Linked DNA regions of Homo sapiens: region 1 is linked to region 2. Evidence: read pairs that join two places in POLR2A ChIA-PET (ENCODE). Cell type or tissue: MCF 10A. All regions are shown on one strand. Each heading gives the region's core, and the rest is flanking DNA. Links, peaks and the distances in the headings are about the cores only. Region 1 overlaps GLUL (glutamate-ammonia ligase). Region 2 has its middle 120 kb from the start of LINC01344.

Region 1 (5,386 bases), core at 98-5,097, 180 kb after region 2:
CCTGGCTAATTTTGTAGTTTTAGTAGACACAGGGTTTCTCCATGTTGGCTAGGCTGGTCTCGAACTCCCGACCTCAGGTGATCTGCCTGCCTCGGCCTCCCAAAATGCTGGGATTACAGGTGTGAGCCACCACACCCAGCCGATGCTTTTAAATGATATATAAACCCTCAGGGTTAGAAAGTGCTGGGCTGAGTTACCTGAGGATGATGGTTATATAGCTTTAGGACTCCTAAAGCACAGAAGCCAGAGCCCTGGAACAGAGAGAAATGGTTCTTCCTAACCTGAAATAAATGTATGCTAAATCATTTTATGATTAAATATTCCTATCACTACTAATATAAAATGCTGCCTCATATGCCCCTCCCTACCCCTCCATGACACCCAAATGCTGTGTTAAAATATGGCCAGGCATGTTGGCTCACACCTGTAATCCCAGCATTTTGGGAGGCTGAGGTGAGCAGATCACCTGAGGTCAGGAGATCAAGACCAGCCTGGCCAACATGGTAAAACCCCGTCTCTACTAAAAATGCAAAAATTAGCTGAGTGTGATGGTGCATACCTGTAATCCCAGCTACTTGGAAAGCTAAGGCAGGAGAATCCCTTGAACCCAGGAGGCAGAGATTACAGTGAGCCGAGATCACGACACTGCACTGCAGCCTGGGCGACAGAGCAATACTCTGTCTCAAAACAAAACAAAACAGCTTGTTCATCTTTTTCCAACTTCTCCAACACTGAATTCAGCTGTGAACCTTGATGACAAATAACCAGTCATAAGTTGGAGGAGCTCTTTTACCCTCTAAGGTAGCACATTTAACCAAAAACTGCTTAACTTCAATATTGGGTGTGATGGTTCACAGCATAAAATTCCAAATTTGGAAGGAATTTTGGGGATGTCATAGCTTATCTCAGGCTGATTTTGTAAAGAATGGTGTCAATTCCTGGAGGAGTGAATCACTTAATGACACAGATAATCTAAGTATATTCCCAACCATCCTCTTCCAAGAGAAGGGAAGAACCTGGAAACTCAGCAGCTTCCAGGACATAGCATTTCAGATGACCACCCCAAAGGCCCTGCATTTGGCATCAGGAAGAGGAGGATATTTCTGAACTAAGTAATTTGGAATTTACTGCAGGAGTGAGGCAGCTCATACACAAACCTTTAATACCTATGATTAATACTATGATTAATAGGCCTCACACCCCAGCCTTCTACCTACTTTCTTTAGCCAGTGACATAGTAGTGACCTTTCTCTGATAATGTAAACAACAAACATTTATTGAAGGCTTCCTTGGCTAAGTGCTATGCCATAGCAGTATTTATATAAAAATGTTAATAGATTGGTAGTTTCTGGATCTTAGGCCCACCTAGGAATGAGCCTGGTGGTAGATTGTTTGAAGAGATGGATCCTCTCTTGCAAAGGAAGCTCTGGAAAAGTGCATTCTCTTACTGTACTGTCTCTCTAAATTTAGCTAATTAGATCACAGGTTCCTTCCCAGAGTCCAGGCAAGTGTTCACTTCTTCCAAAAAACGAAAAAAGGAATCCTTTTCCCTCTCCTCCCACAATGTGATACTACATTTCATTCTGTAGCCTTATTTAAACAGTTACCAAAACAGCTCACAAAATCATTTGAGAATAAACTGGGATACATAGCAATGGGCCCAGGAGTCCCCTTCCTTTTGGTGCTGCCAGTGACAACCTTTAGCTATAAAAGGAGGGTCATAAAGGAGACTTGACCATTCACTTGACCACCCCTCATTCATATGCTTTCCCCAACACACCAAACTAGTGCCTATTTGACCCCCATTTCATTTGATTATTAATTTTTTCACATCTTAAATGCTGATTCAATTTACTGTCAATAGAGGAGTAAAACAGAGTCACAGAGAAGGAGTTATTCTAAACCTTTATTGAAAGGCAAATGCAGAAAGCCTTCAACACAGAGGATAGATTTAGTGACTGAGGGCCCACTGGAGTTTAACTAATAGATCTGCTGACTACGCCGTACAGTGGAGGAAACACGCTGCAATCTCAAGACAATGCAGGTAACTCAATCTGAAATCCATCAAAAAGAGGACAACTTGCTCAGGTACAAGGCCCCTGAAAAGTAACTCATCAAATGACAATAGGAACTGTGTGGACACTCCCTCTGTAACATGCACTAGGATATCACTCTCCTATATTAGAGGAGCTCCAAGCAGTGTATCATGCTCAAATATTTATTAATTGACAGTGTCCGACAACCTCCTGTCCATAAAGCATGGCAGAGTGGGTAATTAATTGGAAAGAGTTGGCAGTAGAACTTTAAGAACAATTATACCTTCTACATCTTACCACTCCCCATTCCTAGTGACAACTTTCTCATCTCGGCGAATTCTCTTGTGTACTGTTTCTGGAACATATATTACTAAATTCCTGTCTCCTTTACAAAATGCTGTATCTTGGGCAAAAGACATATGTATTGTGCTTGTATTGTGTATCTAATGTGTACATATATGCATATTCTCACAAATATGGTATACATTTATATTATGCATGTGTATGGACATATATCTGCATATTGTAAAATGAAATAGAATTTTTTTTTTCTTGAGATGGAGTCACACTCTGTTGCCTAGGCTGGAGTGCAATGGTGCAAGCTTGGCTCACTGCAACCTCCGGCTCTTGGGCTCAAGCGATTCTCCTGCCTCAGCCTGCCACTCGGCAGGGTGGGATTACAGGTGCTCACCACCAAGCCCGGCTAATTTTTGTATTTTTAGTAGAGATGGGGTTTCACCATGGTGGCCAGGCTGGTCTCAAACTCCTGACCTTAAGTGATCTGCCCACTTTGGCCTCCTACAGTGATGGGATTACAGGCTTGAGCCACCATGCCCGGCCTGAAGTAGAATTTTTTTAAATGAACGGTCGGAGATCGAGCTAAAGGCTATAAAATGGCAGGGTTCTAATCAGCTCAGATTGTTTTCAGTAGAAATGTACGCAAAGTCTTTGGAGTTAAATGATGAACTGCCACTTATTTATTTATTTATTTGTTTATTTTTTGATATGTCTCACTCTTTTGCCCAGGCTGGAGTGAAGTGGAGTGATCTTTGCTTACTGTAACCTCTGCCTCCCTGGCTCCAGCGATCCTCCTGCCTCAGCCTCCTGAGTAGCTGGAATTATAGGCACCCACCACCACATCTTGCTAATTTTGGTATTTTTAATAGAGACAAGGTTTCACCATGTTGGCCACGCTGGTCTCGAACTCCTGAACTCAGGTGATCCACCTGCCTTGGCCTCCCAAAGTGCTAGGATTACAGGCTTGAGCCACCACACCCAGCCTAAACTGCCAGTTTACATCAGTTATAATTTTTTTTTGTTTTTTTGAGACAGGGTCTCACTTTGTTGCCCAGACTGGAGGGCAGTGGCACAACCATGGCTCACTGCAGCTTCAAGTAATCTTCCCACCTCAGCCTCCCAGGTAGCTAGGACTACAGGTGCATGCCACCACGCCCAGCTAATTTTTCGTATTTTTTGTAGAGATGGGGTTTTGTCATGTTGCCCAGGCTAGTCTCGAACTTCTGAGCTCAAGTGATCTACCTGCCTCGGCTTTTCAAAGTGCTGGGATTACAGGTATGAGCCACCATGCCCAGCCTCAGTTACAACTTTTTTTTTTTTTTTGAGATGGAGTTTCCCTCTTGTTGCCCAGGCTGGAGTACAATGTTGCAATCTCAGCTCACTGCAACCTCCGCCTTCCAGGTTCAAGCAATTCTCCTGTCTCAGTCTCCCAAGCAGCTGGGATTACAGGCATGTGCCACCACGCCCGGCTAATTTTTTGTATTTAGTAGAGACACAGCTTGTTTCACCATATTGGCCCGGCTGGTCTCAAACTCCCGATCTCAGGTGATCCACCTGCCTCGGCCTCTCAAGGTGCTGGGATTATAGGCATGAGCCACTGTGCCTGGCAGTTATAACTCTTAAAGCAACACAAGGCTCTTGGTAGCCTGATTACAATGAGAATTAATTAAGTACACTATTTTCCACAGTACACTCCCACGAAGTTTTTAGTGCTGCCATAATGTTTGTAGTAAAAAGAATCAACATTTTCAATTTGTTTTTTGGGGTTTTGTTTGTTTTGTTTTGTTTAGGCAAGGTCTTGATCTGTCACCCAGGCTGGAGTGCAGTGGTGCAATCACAATTCACTGCAGCTTCAATTTCCTGGGCTCAAGTCATCCTCCCATCTCAGCCTCCTGATAGCTGAGACTACAGGCGTGCAATTTAAAAAAAAATTATTTTGTGGAGTCTGGACCTCACTACATTGCCTAGAACGGTCTCAAACTCCTGGGCTCAAGAGATCCTCCTGCTGCAGCCTCACAAAGTGTTGGGATCACAGGCGTAAGCCACTTCACCTGGCCTTGATTCTTTTTAAGCTCAATAAAAATGGAACTTTGTCTTGCTGTCATGGCCAGAGTTAAAATACAGTCAAACAACAAAGACCTCATAGAGTTAAAGCTCACAAAACTGATACTTAAAAATAACTTATTAAATAAGTATTGCAGGCACTACAACAGGTCTCAAGATACAGTGGTGAGCAAGAAAAACAGGATCTCTTGCTTTCATGAAGTTCAACTAGAAAGTCCTGTCGAATGATGAGACATCTTTCTTTGGGGCAGCAAGTTACTTTCACTTAGTGGTAAAAGGGCCAAGAATAGTTCAGGAACTTCTCATCCACTTGTCTACCCTTCTACACAGACAGCAGCACAGATCTGGCTTTTTACATGGCCCTAGGCCGGGTGCAGTGGCTCACGCCTGTAATCCCAGCACTTTGGGAGGTGGAGGAGTTCAAGACCAGTTCAAGACCTCACTTTGGGAGATCAGGAGTTCAAGACCAGCCTGGCCAACATGGTGAAACCCCATCTGTACTAAAAATACAAAAATTAGCTGAGCATGGTGGTGCACACCTGTAGTCTCAGCTACTTGGGAGGCTGAGGCAGGAGAATCGCTTGAATCTGGGAGGCAGAAGTTGCAGTGAGCCAAGATTGCGCCACACTATACTCCAGCCTGGGTGAGAGTCAGACCCCGTCTCAAAAACAACAAAAGGCCCTAGACAACACCCATCCATGGAATTCTTTCAAATTCCCTATAGCTTGTGCTATCAGTTGTTATTTAGTACCTGGCAAGATGATATTAGGGGAACTCATATTTAAGGAGTTCATGGAGACCTCCTTTTGTAAATACTGGCCTGACTCCTTAAGGTTGAAAGCTTGGTCATTATTCTGTTTAATCTATCACTGATAAAAGTTATCACATAACCCATTGTCTGCAAATGAACTATAAAAAACACCTTAGAAATACAAGGGGATTGCACTGTGACCTGTAGGTCAAAGCTAATTCTAGGTGAGAGGGTGAAG
Region 2 (5,386 bases), core at 158-5,157:
CCAAGGATGCCCGGGGACATTATATTTTCAGCTCTCTGCTCTGGGCAGCCCTAGAGCAGTCTTTTGAAGAGAATAGCAAGGGCAGGCAGTTGGAAGCAGAAGCCCACATTTATATGAGGAAAGGTGCACAGAAATCTACAAAGAATCCAAGAGGATCTGGGCAGAACACCAACAATGTTTGCTACAGAAGATAGGATGTGAACAAATGTGCATCTTAAAAACAATGGAATAGCAATGGAGGAAATGGGCATCAGTGTAGGCTTCACGGAGGAAGTCAGGTGGCCTTGAAAGGATCGGCAGAAGAAATGCTTCAGTCAGGGGGAATATGGTGAGCAAAGTGAGAGGATCAATGTGAAACCAATGAGAAGACAGAAGGGACAGCCCCATGAGTAGATTGCTATCATTGGCTGTGGCCAACTTCTGAGGCAGAGAAGCTGAAGCCACCTTAGAGGGACTTTCTGTTGGAAACGCTGATTGGTTGATTCTTACTCTGACCCAGGGTCATTTCTTGAGTCCTTTGTGGCCAGCTTCTACTCCAAGGTGACATGCCACAACCAGGGCAGGATGATGGTGGCTGAAGCAGAGCCCCCAATTGTAGGCTCTGGTAGAGCTGGGAGGGCTAAGTTAGCCATGCAAAAAGTTTCAACTTTGTCCTATAAGGTCCAGGGAATCTTGGAAGGCTTCTAAACTAAGGAGTGATATAATCTGACCTGTGCTTAAAAAGGGTGACCCTGGCTAAGATGCCTGCACATTTTCTTTACTAGAATGGGTACTTTTCTTTTTAACCTTTACTGTGGGACTTCACTCCCAAAAGACATCTTTCTGTCCCTATCTGTCTTAATGTCCTTGGACTGCCATAACAGAATATATCACATACTGGGTGGCTTAAAAAACAAATTTATTTTTATACAGTTCTAGAGGCTATAAGTCTGAGATCAGGGTGCCAGGTCAGGTTCTGGTGAGGGTCCTCTTCCTGGTCTGTGGATGACCACCTTCTCCATGTGTGTTCATGTGGCTTTTCCTCGGTGTGGGTGAGCAGAGAGAGAAAGAGACAGACAGACAGACAGAGACATACAGAGAGAAAGTGAGAGCACCTTCCTGTCTCTCTTCCTCTTCTTCTAAGGACACTAACTGTGTCAGATCAGGGCCCTACCCTTATGGATGTATTAGTTCATTCTCACGCTGCTATGAATAAATACCCAAGACTGGGTAATGTATAAAGGAAAGAGGTTTAATTGACTCACAGTTCCATATGGCTAGAAAGGCCTCAGGAAACTTACAATCATGGCAGAAGCTGAGGGGGAGGCAGGCACCTTCTTCACATGGTGGCACGCGAGAGAATGAGAGCTGAGTGAAGCTAACAAAACCATCAGATCCTGTGAGAACTCACTCACTATCATGAGAACAGCATGGGGGAAACTGCCCCTATGATTCAGTTATCTCCACCTTGTCCCACTCTTGACACGTGGGGATTACACGATTCAAGGTGAGATTTGAGGTGGGGACACAGAGTCAAACCGTATCACTTCCTTTAGCCATAATTGCTTTTGTAAAGGCTCTATCTCCAAATACAGTCACATTGGGGGTTAGAGCTTCAACATATGAATTTTTAGAGGACACAAATGTTCAGCCTATAGCATCATCCCATAGATTTCTTAAATAGTTGGAAATATCCCAGAGACTTACATGCATCAGGACTCATAACAGCAGTCAAGGCTTAGCAACAGCAGGTAAATTCAAGAGTTACTTCAGCCCAGCTATTGACCTCATGTGATTATCTTCTTTAACCTATCCAGACCATCAGTTTATCTCAGTTAAATTTGTACTGCCATGGCACATATATTGGGAAAAAAAATGTGCTACTTAGATTTCCCAAGGAATTTGTATTTCATCTCCTAAAGCTGACACTGGGAGTTTATCAGGTCCAGAGTTCAAATTCTGGCTTTCCAACTGATCATTATAGAGCTGGCTTCCTTGCTGGCTTTAGCATCTGGAGTTGCAACAGATACCTCGGTGCCTGAAACATGTTTATGAAATCTATGAAACCACAAGCCAGCTGTCCAGTTCCAATGTGAAGCAATAGATACTCTTGGGCTACAGTGCCTTGGTTGTAGCACGTCACCTTGGAGGAGGAGCTGGCCTCATCAGACACAAGAAATGAGTCTCAGGTCCCATGAAATGGCTCATGCTTGTATACCAACACTTTGGGAAGCCCAGATGGGAGAATCGCTTGAGGCTAGGAGTTCAAGACAAACCTGGGCAACAAAGCAAGAGCCTATCTCTACAAAATTGAAAAAATTAGCTGGGCATGGTAATGCGCTCCTGTAGTCCCACCTACTAGAGAGGCTGAGGTGGAAGGATTGCTTGAGCCCAGGACATTGATGATGCAATGAGCTATGATGGCACCACTACACTCCAGCCTGGGGGACAGAGAATGACCCTGTCTCTAAAATTAAGAAAAAAAGAGAAAGAAATGAGTCTAAGGCAAAGTAAAGAGCAACCAGTTTCCAACAGAAGGTCCTTCTAAGGTGGAAATTAAGGCAAAAAATGTAAAAAAAAAAAAATAGATTTTATAAACATTTTTACTTCAGCTTTGTTGGTTTAGCCTAATAACTTTCCTATCTTTTTTAACAGATTTCTTTAAATTAAGCATATTTGCAATTCAAATAGCAAAAACACTACGTAGCTATTAATTAGTACATACACTTGATCTATAATAAATTCTTAAACACTAAATAACCAAACACTAAATATAGAAAACACTAAATAGCCAAAATGAGACCATCTCCATCCAAAAACATAAATAAAAACCAGACATACCCTGTAAACAATATTCTGCATTATTCCTTTTCTCCAAAACTATATTTAAGTTTGGTTCTTGATATTTTTCACTATGTTCTCCCAACTGTTGTGTGGGTTCAGCCATGCTTTAAAAATATAGGTTTTTTCAGATCTTTTTCTGATTACAAAAGCATATATTTTTATGTCAAGAAATTTAAAAAATTTAGATAAGCATAAAGAATAAAACATCTATAACCACGGTTAACATTTTGCTGCCTTGTTTTTAATTTCTACATGTAACACTCACTCATTTATTCATTCATTCATTCATTCATTCATTCATCATTTACTCATGTTTCCAACAATTACATTTATTGAGCTCTCAAGAGGAGCTTACATTCTAGTGGAGAGAGGGAAAAATGAACTGGTAAATCAAAAGATAAAAGACAGGGTAGTGATGAGTTCTATGGTAAAAACAAAGCAGGTGATATGGTATCAAGTACTACTTAAGTTGAAACCTGAATGATAAGAAGAATCTAGCTTTGTGAAGATCTTAAAAAAGAACAGTCCAGGCTGGAGGGACAGCTGGTACAAAGCCTTAGAAATACAAGTACCCTTTAGCCAGAAATCCCGCTTGTAAGAATGTGCTTGTAAGTATGCAAAGAAATCATTATATGGATAACAGATATATATATAGATGATAGCTAGCTAGATAGATAGATATAACCACACTCTTGTTTATAGTAACAAATGGATACAAATAATCTATCACTGGGAATTTGTTGAATACTTCATGGTGCTTCCATAAAATGGATCATCTTCCAGTTGCTAAAAAATGAACTGGGTCTTTCTCTACATGCTGACATGGAAAGATCTCCAAATGCCAACTCAGGATCCCAAGCTGCTTGTGTCCAGTGGTTCTGCCATTCACTAAAGCCTCCTTGAAATCCTCCACTGAGTTCCTGCATTTGGTTCTCCAACCAGCAGAGAGAGAGATTATGAGGAGGTTGCAAAAGAAGGTTCAGAAGCCAGGCCTGGATGGGGTACACATCATGTCTACCCACATTCTATGAAGTCTCATGGCCCCACCTACATGATTGGGAGGCTAGGAAATGTGGAGGAGCACTTGTGTATTAGTTTCCTATTGCTGCTGTAACAAATGTAGTGGCTTGAAACAACCTAAATGTATTCTCTTACAGTTCTATAGTTTGGAAGTCCAACATGGATCTCACTGGCTCAAATCAAGGTGTTGCCAGGATGGCATTTCTTTTGGAGGCTTTAGGTTAGAATCTGTTTCGTTGTATTTTTCAGCTTCTAAAGATTGCCCACACTCATTGGGTTATGACCTTCTTCCTCTCTTTTGAAAGCCAGCCAGCAACACTGCATTTCTTATCAATATTGACACCTTACCTACTGAATATTGCTTTGGTTCTAAGATTCAGGGTTTTGTGTTTCTGTGGTTGTTTTATTATATGCATCTCTTCCCAACTGTATGTTCAGAGACATCTCATTGGTAGCTTGAAGTGGCATGGTGGTCTTCAGTATGTAGATATTGGGGTGGGTCATTATTCTAACATACTGCTTGACATGGTCATTTAGTGAGACTTCAGGATCAAAAGGTATGATGTTCTACAGCTTTTAGTATCCCCATCAACCAAAAACCAATTAATTTCTACCTGTTATCAAAGAAGGAATGCTTTAATTGGTCATTGCCAATTTTGTTTTTTAGTTTATTTTTTTCCTAGAATATCACAACAGGGATCCTCTTCTCTTTGATTCATTGATGGATTCCAATATCCTAACAACACATGATAGATGTTCAATAAATATTTGTAGAGTAAATGAATAAGATCTGCCTGAAGCTAAGCCACTATCTTCCTGGTAGGTGATTCCACTAGGCTTTCTCCATCATTTGTATTACAAAATCTTTGTAGGAAAAGAATTAAGCTCCTCTCAATAACTCTTTCTTCTGCAGACTCATAGTAATTTACAAAATACCTATATTATAAGGGTGGCAATTATCTGTTATGGTAATTTATCTTATACATGTGTGACTCTTCCGCTGTAATGGAAGCTCTTAGAAATCAGGGTTGGTGTCTTTGTTTTGTTTTCATGTTTATTTCCTTCTCAAAAGTAATATTTCCTTTATTTTTATTATCTATTCCTATGAATGTGTTACATGGAAAGCTGAAAGAATTGACCTTGCATATGCTTCTTAGCTGGAGTGCAAGCCCCTTTGCAGCAGGTGTGATGGACAAAGCTGTACTCCAAGACTGTGACAGTCCTCAGCCCTGTCAAGATTTCAGGCTCAGCACATGTTCGTTGAAGGAATGGTGTTGGCTTTCCCTTTGAAAACCTTGGAGGGACTTCAGCAAAGGCCAAAAGAGGAAAAGCTGAATTTCCTCCTAAAACATTTCATGGTCCCTGCCTCCCACACATATAGGAGTTTCTAATTTTGGGCTTGGCACCAATCGCCTATCAAAGCAAATTATTCTTTAAAAGGCTTAAGTGGGAAGCCAGCCCAAGGTTTTGTTTTGACAGAATTGTACGTCTGAGTGGGGCTGACCATGTTCTTGGCCTTGGCTGTACTCTCTTGTGACACAGA

The links. Peaks named below come from ENCODE experiments on the same cell type or tissue, not always from the same donor. Only the 100,000 strongest peaks of a DNase experiment are listed, where the experiment ranks them.
Region 1: POLR2A ChIA-PET joins it to region 2 with 12 read pairs; 4 of 35 experiments call an interaction of 5 or more read pairs at or near these places.

What each region holds. Positions count from the first base shown.
Region 1 is chr1:182,376,206-182,381,591 of GRCh38, forward strand. It overlaps GLUL (glutamate-ammonia ligase), which reads right to left. Exons shown (of 7, transcript NM_001033044.4): 7 at 1,893-5,386. Among named protein-coding and RNA genes, the nearest start is that of GLUL, 13 kb to the right of the region's middle. RefSeq lists a silencer at 4,969-5,263. In MCF 10A, for the core only: no CTCF peak of the experiment used is centred there; no DNase peak of the experiment used is centred there.
Region 2 is chr1:182,192,014-182,197,399 of GRCh38, forward strand. No RefSeq gene overlaps it. Among named protein-coding and RNA genes, the nearest start is that of LINC01344, 120 kb to the right of the region's middle. In MCF 10A, for the core only: no CTCF peak of the experiment used is centred there; a DNase peak (open chromatin) is centred at 2,078.